2 separate regions of the Homo sapiens genome follow, and region 2 is linked to region 1. Evidence: chromatin loops called from intact Hi-C (ENCODE). Cell type or tissue: PC-9. All regions are shown on one strand. Each heading gives the region's core, and the rest is flanking DNA. Links, peaks and the distances in the headings are about the cores only.

Region 1 (10,301 bases), core at 1,051-9,050:
AAAAAAAAAATTAAATAAATAAGTAAATAAATAAAAATAAAAAGTTATTTTTTAAAAGCTGCACAATTTCAAAGCTAAGAGGCAGTAAGAATGGCAACTGTCTTAATCTTTGTGGCTATGTGGCATGCCACTTTAGCTGGTAATCAGAAGTACAATGGAACTTGTAATTATGTCCTCTTTGATAACATGAATTTGGATATGACGAGTTTGGTGATTGGCTCCTGTCCTTTTGCAGCAGGATCATCTTAGTCATTTTATTAACTTTGTACTAAATTGGCATCACATGTTATGGAATTGAATATTGTAGACCCTACTTACTGAGTTACAATGAGGTTTTACTTGCACCTGCCATCATTTAACAGTGGGTTGTAGACCATGCTATTATTGAAAAGTTATGTAAATTTAAATCTAGAAGTGGTTCAATGGACTTTTATGTTGTTAACTTATTATTGTTATTATTATTATTTGAGATGTAGTCTCACTCACTCTATCACCCAGGCAGGAGTGCAATGGCACGATCTTGGCTCACTGCAACCTCCAGCTCCCAGGTTCAAGCGATTCTCATGTCTCAGCCTCCTGAGTAGCAAAGATTACAGATGCCTGCCATCACACTCGGTTAATTTTTGTATTTTTAGTAGAGATGGGGTTTCACCATGTTGGTCAGGCTGGTCTTGAACTCCTGGCCACAAGTAATCCACCTGCCTTGGCCTCGCAAAGTGCTGCAATTACAGGCGTGAGCCACTGCACCTGGCTGATGTTGTTATTTTAATTTCAATTGTAATTTTAAATTAATTAATTAATTTTTTAAGACAGTGTCTCACCCTGCATGATCATAGCTCATCTCAATTATTTAAAAATGTATTTAAGGGGCCAGGCGCAGTGGTTCACGCCTGTAATCCCAGCACTTTCGGAGGCCGAGGTGGGTGGATCACCTGAGGTCAGAAGTTCAAGACCAGGCTGCTCAACATGGTGAAACCCCGTCTCTACTAAATATACAAAAATTAGCCAGATGTGGTGGCGGATGCCTGTAATCCCAGCTACTCGGGAGGCTGAGGCAGGAGAATCACTTGAACCCAGGAGGCAGAGGTTGCAGTGAGCTGAGATCGTGCCATTGTGCTTCAGCCTGGGCAACAAGAGCAAAACTTTGTCTCAAAAAAAAAAAAGTTCTTTAAATAAAAAAAATAATAATATTTTGTAGAGGTGAGGTCTTACTTTGTTGCCCAGGCTGGTCTCAAGCTCCTGGGCTCTAGTGATCTTCCCACCTCAAGTTCTCAAAGTACCGGGATTACAGGTGTGAGCTACCACCCCCGGCCTATTATTTTAATTTTTAGAGTTACAATGTATAAATAGTTTTTATTCTATAACAAGGTCATCTAAGGAGCAAGTTCCAGTGAGCATTTAATTCAGTGAGAACAATAACCCAATCTTGAAAATATATTCTTTTGGAACAGAAGTCAGAGACAATAAAACACTAGATAAAGGCCACATGGCCGTGTACCAAGCTATTAAATTTTGGAGACAGTACTCTGTGAAATATCAAAGATAATTCCGGGAAAATTTAAGAGAGTATTAAAGCAAATACAACTTTAAGTTTGCAAATACAATCTTATAACTGGGCATGGATAATGAAATGGAAAAAATGCTATGGCTGCAAGATCATTCGTAACACAATGTGTCCTTATGCTACAGAGATTGTCTGCACCTGTGCTCTGAGATTATACCCCCATGACCATACAGATCTGCCTATAAAAAAACTACTCATGAATTATGCATGCTTTGAATATATGAAGTGTTTGGAAAAAATCACTCTTCTTTCCAATTTCTTGGTTATCTAATGGCCTCCAGGTATAAAAGATAAGAATTTAGCTCATTTATGTTTTCTTCTTCCTCCCAATTCCTTCAGTGTTAGGTAGTTATGTCATTATTTTTAAGTTTTGTTGTGGTTACCCTTTAACTTAAAATAGTATGCTACACATCAATTTTTCATTCCAAAAACTTGAGTCAGTATCCTGACTTCAGATTATAGAAGTTGCAGGTATCTATGATACTATCCTTCTCTTCATATTTCCTTCTTTCCACTTCCCACCTTTTGTCAGCTATACTTTTATATTATGAAGAATAATGCTTGCCTTTTTTTGCAAAATAATCAAGATCTTCCTTTCTTTGTCCTTAAGTTGACTGTAAAGGATGAACTTTAACTTAGAAGATGAATACATTCTAGAGATCTAATATACAGGATGGTGACTGTAGTTAAAACAACAACAACAAAAAGTAATTACATTAGTAAGACTACATCAATATTGTGCACTGCTGAACTAGGTAGCATATTAGGAATGCAATTTTCCTTTCTATGAGGGCAGTGTCATATCTTCATATGTTTATCATACCCTTCATATATTCAATGAAAAATGTCTTAGCACCATGTACTAGTCTTTTTCTTACACTCCCTAAATTACTGAAAATTATATGTTATTCTTCTAAATTGGGCCATAACATACTCAACTGGCTTTTTGTTTTTCTGGAATTATTAATTGCCTATCTTTTTATTGACTAAATATATAGTTTATCATATACTAAAACTTTTGTTGTTGTTGTTCTCCTAGTAACACTATGGACTACATGCAATTCTTTTGTCCCAGAGTCCTTCTCTTTGGCACTCTTTGTCCTCCTACTTCAAAATGGATGATTTTTTTTTTTTTTTTATCACACACTACTTTCCTTTCTCGTGTTAGAAAGATCCCTTGCCTTAATCTTTCTTGGGTAACTTCTTCATCCTGCTGGAATACATGCTCAAATAACTTAAAAAAGGAGTCTTTCCAAGTAAATTTTACAAGTCCTGGTTTGTATGAAACACCAACATTCTACCCTCACAGTTGATTGATAGGTAGGCTGGATATGTAAATTAGTTTCAAATTTAATTTCTCCCAGAACTGAAAGGACTACTCTATTATTTTCCAGCAGCCAGAGATGTTAATGAGAATTTGGCTGTTCAATTTACATTCCTCTATAGGTGGCCTAATTTTTCCTTCTCAAAGCTTTCAAAAATTTTGTTTATTCTTAGAGTTCTAAAATTTTACAAAATTATGTCCAAGTGGGTTATCTTCCCCATTTATCACAGTTGGCACTTAGAGGGTTATTTTAATGTAAAAATGTGTCCTTTTCTCGGAAATTTTCTTATATAATTTCTCGAGTAATGTCCCTTATACCGTTTTGTCTGTTCTCCACTTCTGGATCTCATATTACTTAGCTGTTGGACCCCTTAAATGAGTTTTTACATCTTCTATTTTCTGTCATATTTCTCATCAGTGATGGAGAATGCCATCTTCACCTCACTACTGTCATCTTTGTCTACATCAATTGATTAAAATAATAATAACAATGGCCAGGCACGGTGGCTCACGCCTGTAATCCCAGCACTTTGGGAGGCCGAGGCGGGCAGATCACGAGGTCAGGAGATCAAGACCATCCTGGCTAACATGGTGAAACCCCGTCTCTACTAAAAATACAAAAAATTAGCTGGGCGTAGTGGCGGGTGCCTGTAGTCCCAGCTACTCGGGAGGCTGAGGCAGGAGAATGGCATGAACCCAGGAGGCGGAGACTGCAGTGAGCGGAGATCACGCCACTGCACTCCAGCCTGGGCGACAGAGCGAGACTCCGTCTCAAAAAAAATAAATAAATAAAAAATAAAATAATAATAATAATAATAATAATAATAATAATAACAACTACTACTAATACCTATGTCAACCTGGAGTAGAATCCTTGTTTTTACCATTTTGAGGGTTTTACCCAGAATCATGCCTACCCAACTGCTGTTCAAGTAGCATCCTCTCAGAAGATTGATGCTGAAAAAGCCAGGAAATGGAATATTTTAAATAAAAAAATGAAAATTAAAAACCTTATTGAAGTCCAGTTGTAGATATTGCTTTCCCCTCTTCTGCCAGGCTCATCACTCTATCATAGATAAAATTAAATTGGTGTGGCATAATTTGCACTTCACAAAATCACGTTGATTACGACCCAGTAGCTTGTACTCTTCTAGGTGGTTGCAAATTGATTGTTTGATGATTTGCTCTTGTATCTTCCCAGGTATCCAAGATAAACTGAATAGTCTATAATTACTACAGCTGTCCTTTTCCCTCTTTTAAAAAACAGGTACTCCATCTGCTGATTTTACTTGTCAGGACCTTCTTCTGTCCAACCTTCATTTTCTAAAATAAAGGCTGGTGGTCTTGCAATTATATTTGCCAATTCCTTAAGTGTCCTGGGATGCGAGTAATCAAGCCCTGCTGATTTGAATGTACCAAGCTTTCTGAAGTGCTCTTCAATCACTTCTTTCTCCTTGTTTGCCTTTGCACCTCCAAGATGATAGCACTTAATCCAGTTTAGTTTCCTTATCATTGCTGATTAAAAAGGAAAATGAAACAGGTTAAAAACACAGTGAAAGCCTCTGCTATTACAGTTCTTTGTTAATAGTTTTTATTTAGCAGTATCTGTTGATAGTATTTTTTTTTAGTAGTTTTAGTGGTTGCATTTTACATCCTATAGAGCAAATTCCTGCCGGTATTCTTCCTTCCATTTTTTCTCCCTTCCTGCCTCATTCATTCCTTCCTTTCTTCTTCCCTCCCTCCTATTTTCCCTCCTTCCTTCTCTCTATCTCTTTCTTTCTTTTAAATTTCTTACAGAGGATAAGATAAGGGGAAGGGAGGAAAAAAAGAGGCCAAGAATCCCACATCACATTATGACCAAGACATCTACTAATCACCAAATGCCCACATGCTCCCCACAATTTCTCAGCCTGTTTGTAGCTGGAGTGAGGGGGCACATGACTAGTTCTGGTTAATAGGTACTGAAGACCTATGAGTCCCCAGGATCTCTTTCCTCTGCACCAGTTAGCTAGAAGTCACATGTTCTGGATGGTGAACCAACAAAAGGCAAGCAGCGTGGACCCCTGAGTCACCATTAGAAGGCCGCAGTCCTGGAGTGTCATCAGATCCCCAGGGGACTATGTGTTAAGCCACAGATATTTGGGCGTTTGTTTTTTCTAGCTTATCATCACTAATACAGTACCAATTTCTGGGTTAATCAGATTAGGCTAGGTTTTTGCCAAGGGAACAAATTAACCCTGAAATCTAAGTGGCTTAACATGACAAAGGTTTGTTTCTTACTCATGGTATGTGGTAGCTAGTCTCCAAAAAGGGCTCCCAATGACTCTTCCCTCCTGGCAATCGCACCCTTGGAAAGTTACCTCCCACTCTGACTCTGCACGATCTCATGACTCATTTTAAACAAGGAAGTGTACAGAAATAAGTGTGGCAGAAGTGACACTGTGGCTCTCCCCAGTGCCTTAGAAATCCGGGCACTTCCTGATACTGCATTTGGAGCCATTCACAATATAAAATATCTGAAGAATGAACCTCTATGCAGAGGAGCACCAAAGTGCCAGACATAAGCAAAGAAGCATCTTTAGTTCAATCACAGTCAAGCTTCCTAAGCACCCCAGACCCAGGCACCATCTGAACACAACCACAGGACAGACTCTAAGCGAGACTGTAAGAACTCCCCAGGTGAGCCCAGCCAACTCATAAAATTGGAGAAGTAACAACAAATTGTTGTTTTAAACCATTTTGTATGGGATAGCTTGTTAGGCAGTAGTAGCAAACTGAAGCATCGTACATACCCAGTGTGGGTGAATGGGCATTGGGCTCCACACAGACATTCATGGAAACAGGTTGATATGGGTTACACCATCTTGTATCTGCACCATTGGGAATGCGACCTCTCTGATGGCAGTAGTAAGGGAAGAGAGGGCTGAGGGGTTCCACAACTTTTAAATGTTTCCATCTCTGCTCCCAGTCCATTGGCCGATGAGAATTATCAGGGAGTAAATGGAGATTCAATGCACATTACATGACTCTGCCACAGACCTTGCCAATAAAATTTGCCCTTGTTTCCTATAGTATTATAAGAAGGCTTATCCAAGTACCTACCACCCAACTGGCTTTCCAAGAATTATAAACAATGATGTAGGACTCGCTCATACATCTCACAGAACCAACTGGGTGTATCTCCTCCCAACTTCGCATTCTGTGATGCCATGTGGTAGCCAGAAGTCAAACATGGTAGAAATATTTGCACCATATAGCTTGGCAAATGCTACAAATCAGGGCTTTCTTCCCATGTATCTAGTTACACCAGATCCAAAATATACCTACTATTCAGGCTGCCTCTATATTCATGCATATTTGTTTATTATTATAGGTAGAATTTTTTAAGCTAGCCATTGATGGTCTCATTTCTTTCCCTATTGCAAACAGACCAATCTATGAAGTGAAGATGTTAACATAAACCTGATTAACCTTTTATTAATAATAAAAAGATGGCTGTTTGAAGTTTCTTCTATATAACCAGAATGTGCATATTTTAATACACAGACACTATGTTAATATTCACATTAGTACAGTATTGGAAATGTTGCTATAAAAGAAGTATTAAATGTACCTATTTTCAGTCAGCATCAACAAGGTTTTCACCCCTCCAGTAATTATTGCATCTAATGACACTGTCATAGCTACTGATTCATTCTGGAAGCTTCAGTATCTTTTAGGCTTTAGAGTTTATAAGACTAAACTCCTTTATTTTAAGCCTTGCTGAAAGAGTTAATTCAGTGTTCTGTTCTAGTTCACCAACTCTTTATTCCCAAACCTTCACCCTCCACATACAAACAATCAGGAGAAAGGCCATCAATAAGGTTTCAGCTTCTATTACGGGATATGAAGCAATAACATTTTAAATAGCACCTAGGAGGCCTGGAGGAATGAATACATCTTTCAGCAGTCTCTACTTTATAGCTCTGAAGTATTTTGAACCCTGAAAATCTGGATTATTTACGAGGAGATTGAGAAGGGTCCAGTTGGAGGGAAACCTCATTTCTTGTTTCTCATACAAACAAGAAAGGGTATGCTTTGATAAGGTTTGAATCTGTGTCCCTTCCCAAATTTCATGTCAAACTGTAACCCCCAATGTTGGAGGTGGGACCTGGTAGGAGGTGACTGGATTTTGGGAGCAGTTTCTCACGAATGCTTTAGCACTATCCCCTCGGGGCTGTTCTTGTGATAGTGAGCTATCATGAGATCTAGTTATTTAAAAGCGTGTAGCACCTGGCCGGGCGCGGTGGCTCATGCCTGTAATCCCAGCACTTTGGGAGGCCGAGGCGGGTGTATCACAAGATCAGGAGATCGAGACAATCCTGGCTAACGCGGTGAAACCCGGTCTCTAGTAAAAATACAAAAAATTAGCCAGGCGAGGTGGCGGGTGCCCGTAGTCCCAGCTACTCAGGAGGCTGAGGCAGGAGAATGGCGAGAACCGGAGAGGCAGAGTTTGCAGCAAGCTGAGGTCGCGCCACTGCACTCCAGCCCGGGCGACAGAGCGAGACTCTGTCTCAAAAAAAAAAAAAAAAAAAAGTGTGTAGCACCTCCCCCACCCCCAGCCCTTGCTTCTGCTCCAGCCACGTAAGGTGTGTCTGCTTTCCCTCCGCACCTTCTGCCATGATTGTAAGTTTTCTGAGGGCTCCCCAGAAGCAGAAACAACCTTGCCTCCTATACAGCCTGTGAAATCATGAGCCAATGAAACCTATTTTCTTTATAAATTACCCAGTCTCTAGTCTTTTTCTTTCTTTCCTTTCTTCCTTCCTCTCTCTCTCTCTTTCTCTCTTTCTTTCTTTCTTACTTATTTGAGACAGAGTCTCGCTCTTTTGCCCAGGCTGGAGTGCAGTGGCGCAATCTGGGCTCACTGCAACCTCCGCCTCCCAGGTGCAAACGATTCTCCTGCCTCAGCCACCCGAGTAGCTGGGACTACAGGTGCCTGCCACCACGTTTGGCTAATTTTTTGTATTTTTTAGCAGAGACTGGGTTTCACCGTGTTAGAAAGGAGGGTCTCCATCTCCTGACCTCGTGATCCACCCACCTCGGCCTCCCAAAGTGCTGGGATTACAGGCGTGAGCCACCGCGCCCAGCCTCCAGTATTTCATTATAGCAATTCAAGAACGAACTAATACATGCTTACAAGTAACATTTGAAAACAAGATGACTAGAAACCTTTCATTACAAATAACAAGGGATTTGAACTTGATTCATGCCAAATTATGTAGTAAAATAAAACACAGGACAATTACAGAACGAAAGACCAGTCATCTTTAAAATGCTGCTTCTTGGATAGAATTCAGTGAGACTACCTACGGATGAGTTTGATGTTCATCAATTCAGAGCAGGAGGGTAAAGAAAGAATTATCACTACACCCACCAACCCATTTCCCATCACAACACTGATAATTTTCTAGGAATTCTAATGCCTTTTTTATTTTTTGGGATTAATCCACATTTTTTTTTCTTTTTCCTTTTTCTCTTTTGAGACAGGGTCTCACTCTGTCACCCAGGCGGGGGTGCAGTGGTGAGATCATAGCTCACTGCAGCCTCGATCTTCTGGGCTCAAGTGATCCTTTCACCTTAGCCTGGAACTTCAGGCTGCACCGTAGCTGGAACTTCAGGCATATGCCACCGTACTCAGCTAATTAATCCACATGTTAATCAACATTCGTTTGTTTACAAGTATCACTGATTGTATTTTCCAAAGATGGACACCTAATATACCTTCTGGCCACACGCTCATTTTAAAATGTAATGCTGGCCGGGCGCAGTGGCTTACGCCTGTAATCCCTGCATTTTGGGAGGCCCAGGCAGGCGGATCACAAGGTCAGGAGATCGAGACCATCCTGGCTAACACGTTGAAACCTCATCTCTACTAAAAATACAAAAAATTAGCAGGGCATGGTGGCAGGAACCTGTAATCCCAGCTGCTTGGGAGGCCTGAGACAGGAGAATCACTTGAACCCGGGAGGCAGAGGTTGCAGTGAACTGAGAATGCACCACTGCACTCCAGCCTGGACAACAAGAGCAAAACTCCGTCTCAAAAAAAAAAAATGTGATGCTGACATTCCTTCACTGAGAGATGGGGTCCCCCAACCAAGGTGGATCTTTGTAACTGCTTCCACAAATAGAATGAGATCAAATGATATTCCATGGCTTCGGAGGCTGGGTACTAAAAGGCGATGTGGCTTCCACCTGTCCCTCTCTCCTTGGGACCTGTGCATTTGGAGCCCTTAGCCTCCATGGGAAAGTTCATCTATCCTGAAGCTACCATGATAAGAGACCACAGAGAAACAGAGCGGTTCCTATGCAGCCCCAACTCTTCCAGCCCCAACTGCTTGGGTCTTTGCAACCCAGGAATCAGGCATGTGTGAGTGTTATACAGTGTCAGCCCCCAGCCTTCAAGCTGTCAGCTGAAACCAAGTTGGAGTGGAAACGAGCTGTCCATGCTAAGCTTTGCTCAAATTACAGATCTGTAAGAAACGTAAGTGTTGCTCTTGTTTTAAGCCACTGAATTTTGCAGCCATTGTTTCTGAAACAGCAAGTAACAGATGCCCTTCAAGCTAGCATCAGCAACATGTTGAAGAAAGTTATAGTATGAAGGTCTACAATCATCTGAGGAGCCCAAAAATAAGAGGAACAGCTGGGTCTCATGATGGGTTGACCAGAACCTAAACCAGAAGACCAGCAGAAGTCAAGTCAGCTACTTTGCTCCAGTGCCCTCCTCTCTGTGCCTCCATGGTCTTCTCTGGTCTCTTACTTTGTGGCCCTCCTCTCTGCCTCTCGGCACGTCAACTTCCTTCCTTCTCTCTGCAGTCTGGTGTTGTGTGTTTCTTCTTGACTGTGATGCAATGCCAAAGCTCTTCAGTTGAGATGCCCTTAGTTTAAGAGACCAGCCTATACTAACTTGCATCCTTTCTCTCCAGTGAAAAATTCTTGGGATAGATGATCTAATTGGCCAGCCTGAGTCAGATGTCTCTTTCCGGTCCAATCAGATGACACTGGGGCAAGGCCACATTGCACCAACATGACTGCCACTCCCGCTGCCCAGCTCCCTGTGAAAATTCTTAGAAAGGGGCTCAGAGGCTCCCAAACATAGCAATACATCCGATGCCTGAATATTAGAAGGCATTTTGGATAGTCTTATCCATGTGTAAAAATCTACCACAGCCAGGCATGGTGGCTCACACCTGTAATCCCAGAACTTTGGGAGGCCGAGGCGGGCGGATCACCTGAGGTCTGGAGTTTGAGACCAGCTTGACCAAAATGGAGAAACTTCAACTCTACTAAAAACACAAAATTAGCCGGGCATGGTGGTGCAGGCCTGTAATCCCAGCTACTCGGGAGGCTGAGACAGAAGAATCGCTTGAACCCGGG
Region 2 (10,301 bases), core at 1,036-9,035, 88 kb before region 1:
TAGGCAAGAGAGGCATAGGCATAAAATAAGGAAGGCCAACTTCCAGCTACTCACAAATCCAGAGGATGTGTTGTTTTACCTTCCACATTATTCACGTTAATGTCTGGAGCTGACGAGCAGAAAATATGACTGTTAGGATGTTGAGAGAAAGAGAAACATGACTCCACAGTGCATACATATTTCAAAACATGATGTTGTACACCATTACACAAATTGTATAAATATACACAATTTTTGTTTTTTGTTGAGACAGAGTCTCACTCTCTCGCCCAGGCTGGAGTGCAGTGGCGCAATCTCAGCTCACTGCACCCTCCACCTCCTGAGTTCAAGCAGTTCTCCTGACTCAGCCTCCCAGGTAGCTGGGATTATAAGCATGCACCACTATGCCCGGCTAACTGTTTTGTGTTTTTAGTAGAGACGGGGTTTCACCATGTGGGCCAGGCTGGTTTCGAATTCCTGACCTCAAGCGATTTGCGCACCTCAGCCTCCCATAGTGCTGGGATTACAGGAGTGAGCCACCACGCCTGGCCAAATATACACAATTTTTATTGGTCAAAATTTAAAAGAAAGCTATGAATGTAGTGGCAGGAAAGACTAGAAGTGAGGGATGGTCATTCCGACACTTGTCTCAGCTAAATCCAGGCTCAGCCTCTTGAGTGTCGCACTTTATCTTCAAATGGTGGACTCTGGCCGGCAATTTGGAATTTCTGGACTTCCTCTATTGCACTGAAGATATTTATTTGGGTAGTTGGGCCTCCTTCCTCTTAAAATGGTAACATAAAAAGTCTCTTGCCAGGTGTGGTGGCTCACACCTGTAATCCCAACATTTTGGGAGGCCAAGGAGTGAAGACTGCTTGAGGCCAGGATTTTGAGACCAGCCTGGGCAACAAAGCAAGACCCCTGTCTCTACAAAAATTATGGGCTTGGTGGCACACGCCTATAGTTTCAGCTATTCAGGAGACTGAGGCAGAAGGCTGAGGCGGGAAGATTGCTTGAGCCCAAAAGTTCCAGGCTGCAGTAAGTTATGATCACACCACTGCACTCCAGCCTGGGTGATAAACCAAGACTCTGTCTCTTAAAAAAAAAAGAAAAAAAACTCCCTTATTTCATAAGTTGGAGAAACTGCAGGAAAACTCAAAGACTGGAGAAGCCTAATATACAGTTTCCCTCAAACTTACTACGTTTTCCCTTCTTCCTTTCATTCTGTGTTCCTCCAACCCCCACCCTTTTTGTTGTTTTCCTGTAACTTATTCAGGCATCTTTTCCTGGAACCTATAGTGAACACAACCCTTTTAAACTGAGAAATTACTCTTGAAAATTTCTCAAGGCAAAATTCCTTCAATTCCAGCAATCATATAATAAACTCCTATTATGAGCAAAGCATCCCATTATGAGCTTTAGAGAATACAAAAACATGCAAGCCCTGTGTATTTAGTTATCTATTGGCGCATAACAAATTACCTCCGAATTTAGCAACTTAGAGCAATAAACATTTATCATCTCATAGTTTCTGTGGCTCAGGAATGGAGACACAGCTTAACTGGGTGGTTCTAGCTCAGGGTCACTCTTAAGGCTTCAAATCAAGGCTCTTCTCCTCGCAGCCTCACCCCAGAACCTCTCTAGCAGGACAGCTGGGCTTGTTTACGTGGTGGCTGGGCTGAGAGAGAGGGAGAGGAATTCAGTAAGTCTGGGATGGAGCATGAGAATTTGCATTTCAGGTGATGCTGATGGCCTGGGTCCAGGGACCTCACTCTGAGAAACACAGACTTGAGCAAAGGCTCAGAAGTACAGCATATTTGGAAAGTAGCAAATAGATCTTTTTATTTGTCAATTTGGACTGATTCAGTTAGTTTCCTGATCCTCTTAGAAACAGTGGAAATGAAAGGCATTAGTCTATACTTAAAGAATCTTTAAAAACTAGAAACTTTTGGTGCTGGGGGGTATTCAGAGAATATAAACCCATCATTCTACAAATGAGCAAAGTGAGGGTAAGAAGACAGGCTGAAACAAATCGTAACAGTTTTCTCTAAAGTTAAATGGGTTTGTGTGGTTCCCTCACTCAGGGGCTCCTGGAGGAAAGAAGGAGCCTCTTTGCCTTTGGAGTCTTAGTGCTTTCTGTTTGAAATGAGATAAAGAGTTTGTGATGGATTCTCCCAATAGACTACTCTCCCGTTATAAAATGCATATGCCCATACTTTGGCATAGAAGGGAGGCTGAAAGAACTCTCAGAAAATCTCTGAGTCCATTAGACAAGTTTCCCTGTGCAAATGGATCTATGTAGCTCCTTCCTGCCTTCTATGGGATGAGAAGCCTTAGTCACATTTCTGCCAACTCCAGAGAGGCTGTTGTCCTTTTTCTTTCACAATGCCTCAGGTGTATAAATTTGACTGCCTAAACTTGTCTGCAAAACTTGGATTTGGGACACTGTTCCTTTTTAAAATCCAAATAATTAGCAAAATAAAATCTAAATGCAAACTGGGATGAACCCATCTTGACTCCTGAAATATACTTTCTTTGGAAAGAGGGTAGTGAAGCTCTGCAGTTTACTGCTTGCAATGTGTGCACAAAATTAGCTTGGTTCTTTTGTTCTGTCGTCTGAGTTTTTGTCACCTTTTATTTGACTGTACTTAGGGAACAGTATGAAGGCATTTAAAAGAAGCCCAAAGGAATCTCATCTGCACATGCAAATATAAGTGTTTTTATCATGATTAAGCCAGCTACCCCTGGCTTCCTTTACCTTCACTCTTCCCCTAATTTACCACCTCTGCCCCACTCTAATACATAGTCCTGCACCCAAGAATATATATGTGCATGCATATTCTTATATAGAAGCAAAGATTCTAAAGGCAGCTGACCCATAACCCCCTTGTGGTTTCCACTTGTGGTTTCTGCATAAACTTACTTAAATACAGGTGTCTCTTTAGTTATGACATTCAGCGAAGTCCTAGAGTTCACAGCTCTCACTTCCTCAGAAGGGTAAGACCTGTCCCAAGGTTTAACCTTGAGTAAGAAGGTAAACTACAGATGGAGAGAGGGTAGCCAAAACCTCACTGCTGCTTCTTTCATACTTAAACCTGGTTTCTGAGCCTACGTTTGTTAAGTCGTATGAAAGGATGCCACATAGCTAATGTCTTCCTTCGAGAAAGCTAAGAGGTCAGAGTGGCAGACTGTAAATTCATTTGATTCATTGCCTTTACCAGTTCAACCACAAATTGTTTTCTCCCACTGGGCACCATTTAATAAGCCATATCAGGTGCACAATGGAAACAGCAAACCACAGATAGAAAGGGATCACATCTTGTAAGGAAGTGCATGGGTCAGACCTGCCTTCCCACTTCCCAGCTCTTTGGTTTGGGCTTGGCCAAGTCACTTAACATTGCCCCAACTGAGGCTCCTCGTTTGGGCCTTGGTTTCTCCACTTGGGAAATGGAGTTGTCCTGCAGGTCAGGGACACTATGTGAAAATCCAAATCACCTGGTACTATCACCTATCACCCACCTCACTCAGCAGGTGTTCAATAAATGGTAGTCGTGATGGACCCAGGCAGTAAATGAAACATATGATTTTTCTCCCAAAGAAGCTCAGAATCTTTGTCTATGTTTTACCAGCTTAATTTTGTTTTTCCCTGGCTGAGAACCACTTTGTGTATCCTACTCTCAATTCCTGCTAAACTAGAGAAAGGCAAAGTTACATGAACACGAATCTAGAGTCAGCTTCTGACTGAAAACCTCTGCTATTGCACTGATGAGCTCTGGAATGCTTTTCCCAAGCAAGATGGAGTTATTAACAATAACATTATGTTCTAAGTCATTAGTAAGGACCTGTCAGAAAGGAATCAGTCCCTGCATCTTCTGGGGTTTGATAGAAAAAAAAAAAAGAATTAAAAAATGTTGGAGGCTGAAGCATCAGCAACTGACATATATTCATCTGAAACAAAGACAACTTTTTAAAAAAGGAATCTGTGGTGCACACAGACCTGGAAAGAAAGACACTTTGGCTGCGAAATCCCCCCATCTTCTCTGGGGAGACTCCTGCCTCCGCCTGCTGTTCATCAGCCCTGATTTTGATGGGGCGATTTTTAGTCAGCTGCCTCGATCATTTTGGCACAGACAAAAATCCTTTAAAAAATGTTACACTTCATCAAAGTGTATCATGAGACTTCACGGTCATTATCTCAATGGCCGCTCTGATGTGCTACAATTGGCAGAGACACAAACGGTAGGGGGTGTATGAGAAGAAAGCCAGCGTTTCATGCGGAAAGCTGGCAGGCCTCGCCAAGCTTCTGTCAACAACTCCGCGGTCTGATCCGATGCACTGAGCGTGCTGATGATGCTCTTGTTTCTGGAGGAAGTAAACAAGAAAATGAATTCCACCGCGCAACACAGCCTCTTTGTATCTTCAAAATGGTGTGACTGGACTTGGGCCAGCTGCGTTGAAAGTTGGGCCATTTATGTCATCAGGGCCCCAGTACTGATGGAGGCTTTGATTACGACTTGGACCCAGCTGTAAGACCCTTCGGGGGCAGCCACTCAGCAAATAAAGGCATTGATTGGTTGTTGGGTCAATTTAGCCATAAGGGGACAGAGCATGGCTCTTTTGAAAAGCCTAATGGATTAGCTACACAACCAGTCCCACTGTAGGCCTTATTTTTCAAGTAACTTCATGACAGTTTTCCAGCTTGGCAGGGAACCCTCCTCCAGAGCAAGCTTCAGAGCTGTTCTTGTTATCAATAGTGGGGCTCAAAGGATTAGACACAGCGGGCTTTACAATTTAATGAAAACAGCTGTTGAAACAACAATTACTGCAAACAGTAGTTTGCATGGAAAACTATTAATTATGTAAAGTTATGCAGAAAGTGGAATACTCTTTTATTCAGGGCCTTCTAAAACCAACTGATGAGGACAACGTGGAGCCACCTTCCATTCTGTGCCTCTCAAGTGCCAGGAAGTGGGGGTGCTTGTAGGAAGGGGCTCCATGGTGTGTGAGCTGCATGTAAGTAGAGCTCCAGGCTGCCACTTCACTGCAAAGTGAGTCAGAGGTAAAATATTGAGGAAAAGAATGTCCATTCAACTTACATTACCTTGGGTACCTCAGGTCTTCTCATACCAACTCAGGACTGCGTTTTCACAAGAATCTGAAATTCCATTTGAGTCTTAGTGGTTGGGGTCTCAACTTTAGCTTTTTTGAATAAAACCACTTCTATAATATGCTCTCCTTCAGGCCTCACTCACCCTAAGGAGACAATGCTGAAAAAATGATGGAGCCCCTTGTTCTCTGGACTAAATCAACTTTAATTACTTTATTATGATCCAATGTGGACTCGCAACCATTCCCCTTCCACCTTCATTCCCTCCTCCTCGAAATGTACAGTTCATCTTCTCCTTCCACTCTCTCAGCTTGCTGGGGCTTTTAAATTCATTGCTTCTCTCTTTGCAATTTCCATCCTTGACTAACAGTGCTGGGAATTGACTTACGGCCCTTCGCCTACCCTGTGCTCCACATCTCACTTTCCTCCCCGTCCGGGAATCACCAAGCCAAGAAGTCCCATTAAGAAGGTTATTAACTGTATACATAAACATTGCCTCCTGCCTATGGTTAGATTTATTTCTCATCACTTCCAAGTAACTGGTTTTAACACTCTTTCCAGCACGCCCAACACCTTTTATTTGACTATATTGTTTTAGAAAGGCCTTTGGGAATTTAGCTAATTTCATGCTGGAACTTAATAAGTGGGATTTGACACTCTTTGATAATTCCAAAACCATTAGTCAAGTCTCACTCCCTTCAGGGAAAGAATGAAAGCTTTATTAGTCATAGGGTCTCTATTCTAAACATGTCACCTGAATTTAGTAGTGTATCTGTGCTGAAATGCAATTGACTTTGTGATTGAATAGAACTTTCCCTGAAACTACAAGAAAGCTGTCACTGGCTATCAACAGCAAGAGAGCATCTGCCTTTTTCTGAAAATTTTCACTGGGTTCACATGTGCATTTTGAAATAATTCAGTGAATTTAATTTATCAACCTCTGCATGTTAATAAAATGAGAAGCACACACCCACACACCCACACCAACACTCTAATTCTCTCTGAGGACTTAGTTCAGTCTTTTCTTCACCCAAGATACAAGAATAGAGAATAATTTCCTTCCCCTCTTCTGACAGTTTAAAAAAAAATTTTTTTTTTTTTGAGATGGAGTCTCAGTCTGCCACCCAGGCTGGAGGGCAGTGGCACGATTTTGGCTCACTGCAAGCTCCACCTCCCGGGTTCACGCCATTCTCCTGCCTCAGCCTCCCCAGTAGCTGGGACTACAGGCGCCCACCACCATGCCCGGCTAATTTTTTTTGTATTTTAGTAGAGACAGGGTTTCACTGTGTTAGTCAGGATGGTCTCGATCTCCTGACCTCATGATCTTCCTGCCTCGGCCTCCCAAAGTGCTGGGATTACAGGCATGAGCCAGTTTAAAAAACCTTGAAAGATCATACCTCCAGAAAGCCCCAGAGCATAATTGAGTGTGCAAATGAAATTCATTACTATGGTCACAAACAATAATCCAATTAACATGTATTTGTGTAATGCCTTTAAAATCATTCTAAACTCAAGAACACATTCATCTTTGAAGTACAATGCCAGCTCAGTGCCATGTCCCAGCATACTCCAGTTCACACTTTGCACTGGAGATTACAAAACAGCATCAAGATTGCAAAAGCAATTATTCCAGTTATCCAGATGTGATTTTTCAATCATTGTAGGATTTTTTTTTTTTTTTTTTTAAGCAGTTCTTATTACGTGGCACAGATCGCAGCGCTCATGCTGGCTCGGTGCTTACATCTCTTCATTATTAATTCAGCTCATGGAGCTTAATTGGACAAGGCTAGAGCGAATTTGACAAACATCACAGCAGCAGAAAAAGCAATCACTCTTTCAAGATGAAAATTTGTTTGATGTCTTACTGTGTAACTCATTTACTCTCCTCGGGAGTCATGTGACCTGAATGTTAATCAGCCATTGATTGGTTTCTCTCCTTGGACAGTCACGTGACCCGAATATTAATGGGCTGGCACTCCGTAGCTGTACTGTTAGGCAACCTTGTGATTGGCTGCCAGGTTAAGATACGGAGATAAGTGGGTGCTTGATGAGCACTTGACAGAACTTCACAGAAAATTAAGGCCCTAAAATAGCATGAGAAAGTCTTGTCAAATCAAGCATGATTATCACTGAATGCTTAAGGAATTCATCATCTGCATGAAATTGATACACTTCAGCACCAACAGGCCCTGTAGTCAGCAGGGACTCGTCAGATTTTTATTTATATGTGTTCACCAAATCACATTAATTCTGAGAGCTAAAACATGCTAAGGATGAAGGTTATTTTCTGTTCAATCTAATTTATCTATGACAATAATCATCACTAATAATGTGTCAAATTGGATTGCAGTCATTTTATGCATGCATGCTGATTTGGAAAATAGTGTTAAACCATCCCGCAGTAATTAACAACCGGTAAAGGTATGCCGAGCCCAAAGTAATCAGCCTATCTAGATGGAAAATTAAGTTTTATAGAATGGATTTATAGATACATATCCTTATTTAATTCAGAATATAAATTATTCCTGGTAAAAGCCGACATCATTTTTATAACACCATTAAGGCCAATAACCATTGAGGGACTCGCATCCTTAATTTGCTCTATCCTTCATTTTTTCTCTCATTTTCTGTGGTTAACTTTCTAATGGGTGTGACTTCCTTATTGGCAAGTCCTCATTTTAGCAGGGTTTGGTAGGGCTAAGAGATGAATGAATATGCATTGGTGTAAGTGTTAATCATGGATGAAGGAAGCCACATCATACCTCTTAATACACAATGCCTTATAATTACTGGTGGGGGCTGGGAGGTGGGCAGTGAGGAGAATACAAAGAGCGGGGTGGAGCTAGACTTTGGCCTTTTGGTGTTTCTCTATTATTTCTCCTCACAAAAGAACAATAGGAAATTTTGCAGATTGACTCATAAAGGATTAATGTTTCTTGGGGAATCACTTAAGCCTAAATTGCTTTTGTTGAAATACCTTTTATGGAACAGAAGTTGTTTTTTTGGTGGTTTTTTTCTCTCTAACTTCCTGACTTATAGGGCATTTTTGGAGCAATGGAGGGTTGGAGTCATGGAATCTTAAAGAAATGTTTATACACTTTGCTGAGTGTGGCTAAAATATTTGAGAAGAGAATTACACCTCTAAAAAAGGGGAGAAATATCTATGTATAAACTGTTGTTTCTTTCCCATAACTCCCCCAACCCGGTCTTAATCCCTGAGCCACCAGCACTGCCCATTCTCTCCCTGTCTCTCAGGAGGTCTCTTTATTGATTAAATGAATCTGCTCCAAAGGCTGGCTCCCAGGCTCTTTGATCTAATCCGATCTGATTTTATCCTATCGCTTCAGCAGGACATCGGGGAATTAACAATAAGCAGCTTTACCACAAGTGTTTAATAACTCAACACAATCTCCTTATGGCTCCGAGCTGCTCAAGTTCCCACCCAGTCCACGGCAAACAGTGTAACAGATTGGCCATCCCCCCCTGAACCTGAGGAATTTTCATGCACTGTGAAACTAATCGCTTCAAGTTCCTTCATAAATCACACAAAGCAGATTTCAGCATCTTAACAAATTGAAAAAAAAAAAGAAAAACAAAACCCCAAAGGTGGAGGGGGAGAAGGGCTGGCAGAGAGGGCTCACCCTCCAGCTAAAAGTGGGTGGGAGGATATTGCAGAGAGGGGAAGGCCCAGAAATAAATTAACTTCTGTCCTCTCGTTCAATATGTTTCTCATCTCTTTATATATATATATATATTTTTTTTTTTTTTTTTTTTTTTTTTTTTTTTTGAGACGGAGTCTCCCTCTGTCGCCCAGGCTGGAGTGCAGTGGCGCGATCTCGGCTCATTGCAAGCTCCGCCTCCCGGGTTCACGCCATTCTCCTGCCTCAGCCTCCCAAGTAGCTGGGACTACAGGCGCCCGCCACTACGCCCGGCTAATTTTTGTATTTTTAGTAGAGACGGGGTTTCACCGTTTTTTTAGCCGGGATGGTCTCGATCTCCTGACCTCGTGATCCGCCCGCCTCGGCCTCCCAAAGTGCTGGGATTACAGGCGTGTGCCACCGCGCCCGGCCATCTCTTTATATTTTAACATGAATAAAATAATGTGGGCAGGCTCAAACCTAACCATGCTCCAAACCTGCAATGACCTTATTTTTTTTCCACTGTGATGAAAACGATGTGGTTTCAACCACAGGCCTCTTATTGCTGTTCCTGTGTCAGCCTTGAAATATGTAAGAAGCATACAATTAAACTAGGTCTGTGAGTCCTCCGTGATACAGACAGCAGAGAGGCTAGGCTGAAGTGGTGTGTCCCCTGGATTTCAAACCAGCATGCATGCATACAGGGGTGTCTTAAATGATCACTCGAGGTTGGGCACAGTGGCTCACGCCTATAATCCCAACACTTTGGGAGGGTAAGTCAGGTGGATCACCTGAGGTCAGGAGTTTGAGACCAGCCTGGCCAACATGGCAAAACCCTGTCTCTACTAAAAACACAAACATTAGCTGGGCATGGTGGTGCGTGCCTGTAATCCCAGCTACTAGGGGGGCCGAGGCAGGAGGATCGCTCAAACCTGGGAGGCGGAGGTTGCAGTGAGCCAAGATTGTGCCACTATACTCCAGCCAGGGCAACAGAGCAAGACTCTGTCTTAGAAAAAAAAAAATCACTCAATTACAAAAAGCCGTTCTTGAAATATTTTTACCCCCTATATATATTCCTATCTCTACATTGCAAAAGCAGAACTTATTTAATATCTTCCTCCCCACCAGAAAAAAATGCACCATGTCCCTCTAGTCTAAATATAAAATGCATAATATATAAAGTTGATCTTCTACTTTTCCAAGGCAGAAATTTCAATGCAATGGCTTACCCTTCTGCCAAAACAGTGCTGGGAGTCTATGAGAAACTGGGAGAGGAAATAGGCTTTAGAAAGCAGCCAGATTATTAGTGCCATGGGGGAAATATCACTCTAGCAGTAATCTAAAATAAAACATCTTTTCGTTGCTCTATTTAATACCTACTGTACATCAGAATTACCTATGAAAACATGTTTCATAACAGAGAAACAGCCGTCTCTCCCCATCTCTGTCACTGCACTCTCCATTACCATGGCAGTTCTGCGATTTCTCACTACATCAGCAGAGTAATGAAGTGCCCTCATACTGCACATCTGGGGGCAGAGAGAATTTTACGACTCAGGTTTAGGCCAGATTACTAT

Evidence for each region. A loop is a pair of places that touch in the nucleus more often than their neighbours do. Peaks named below come from ENCODE experiments on the same cell type or tissue, not always from the same donor. Only the 100,000 strongest peaks of a DNase experiment are listed, where the experiment ranks them.
Region 2: it touches region 1 in a loop (11-fold over the local background); 2 of 110 quality-filtered maps call a loop at or near these places.

Annotation. Positions count from the first base shown.
Region 1 is chr9:81,732,955-81,743,255 of GRCh38, reverse strand. The region is part of intron 1 of TLE1-DT (TLE1 divergent transcript); the gene reads right to left. Among named protein-coding and RNA genes, the nearest start is that of TLE1-DT, 48 kb to the right of the region's middle. RefSeq lists a silencer at 8,924-9,085. In PC-9, for the core only: no CTCF peak of the experiment used is centred there; DNase peaks (open chromatin) are centred at 1,955 and 5,255; H3K4me3 peaks cover 444 bases; H3K27ac peaks cover 4,594 bases.
Region 2 is chr9:81,820,737-81,831,037 of GRCh38, reverse strand. No RefSeq gene overlaps it. Among named protein-coding and RNA genes, the nearest start is that of SPATA31D4, 100 kb to the left of the region's middle. In PC-9, for the core only: no CTCF peak of the experiment used is centred there; DNase peaks (open chromatin) are centred at 2,887, 5,037 and 5,777; H3K4me3 peaks cover 714 bases; H3K27ac peaks cover 2,066 bases.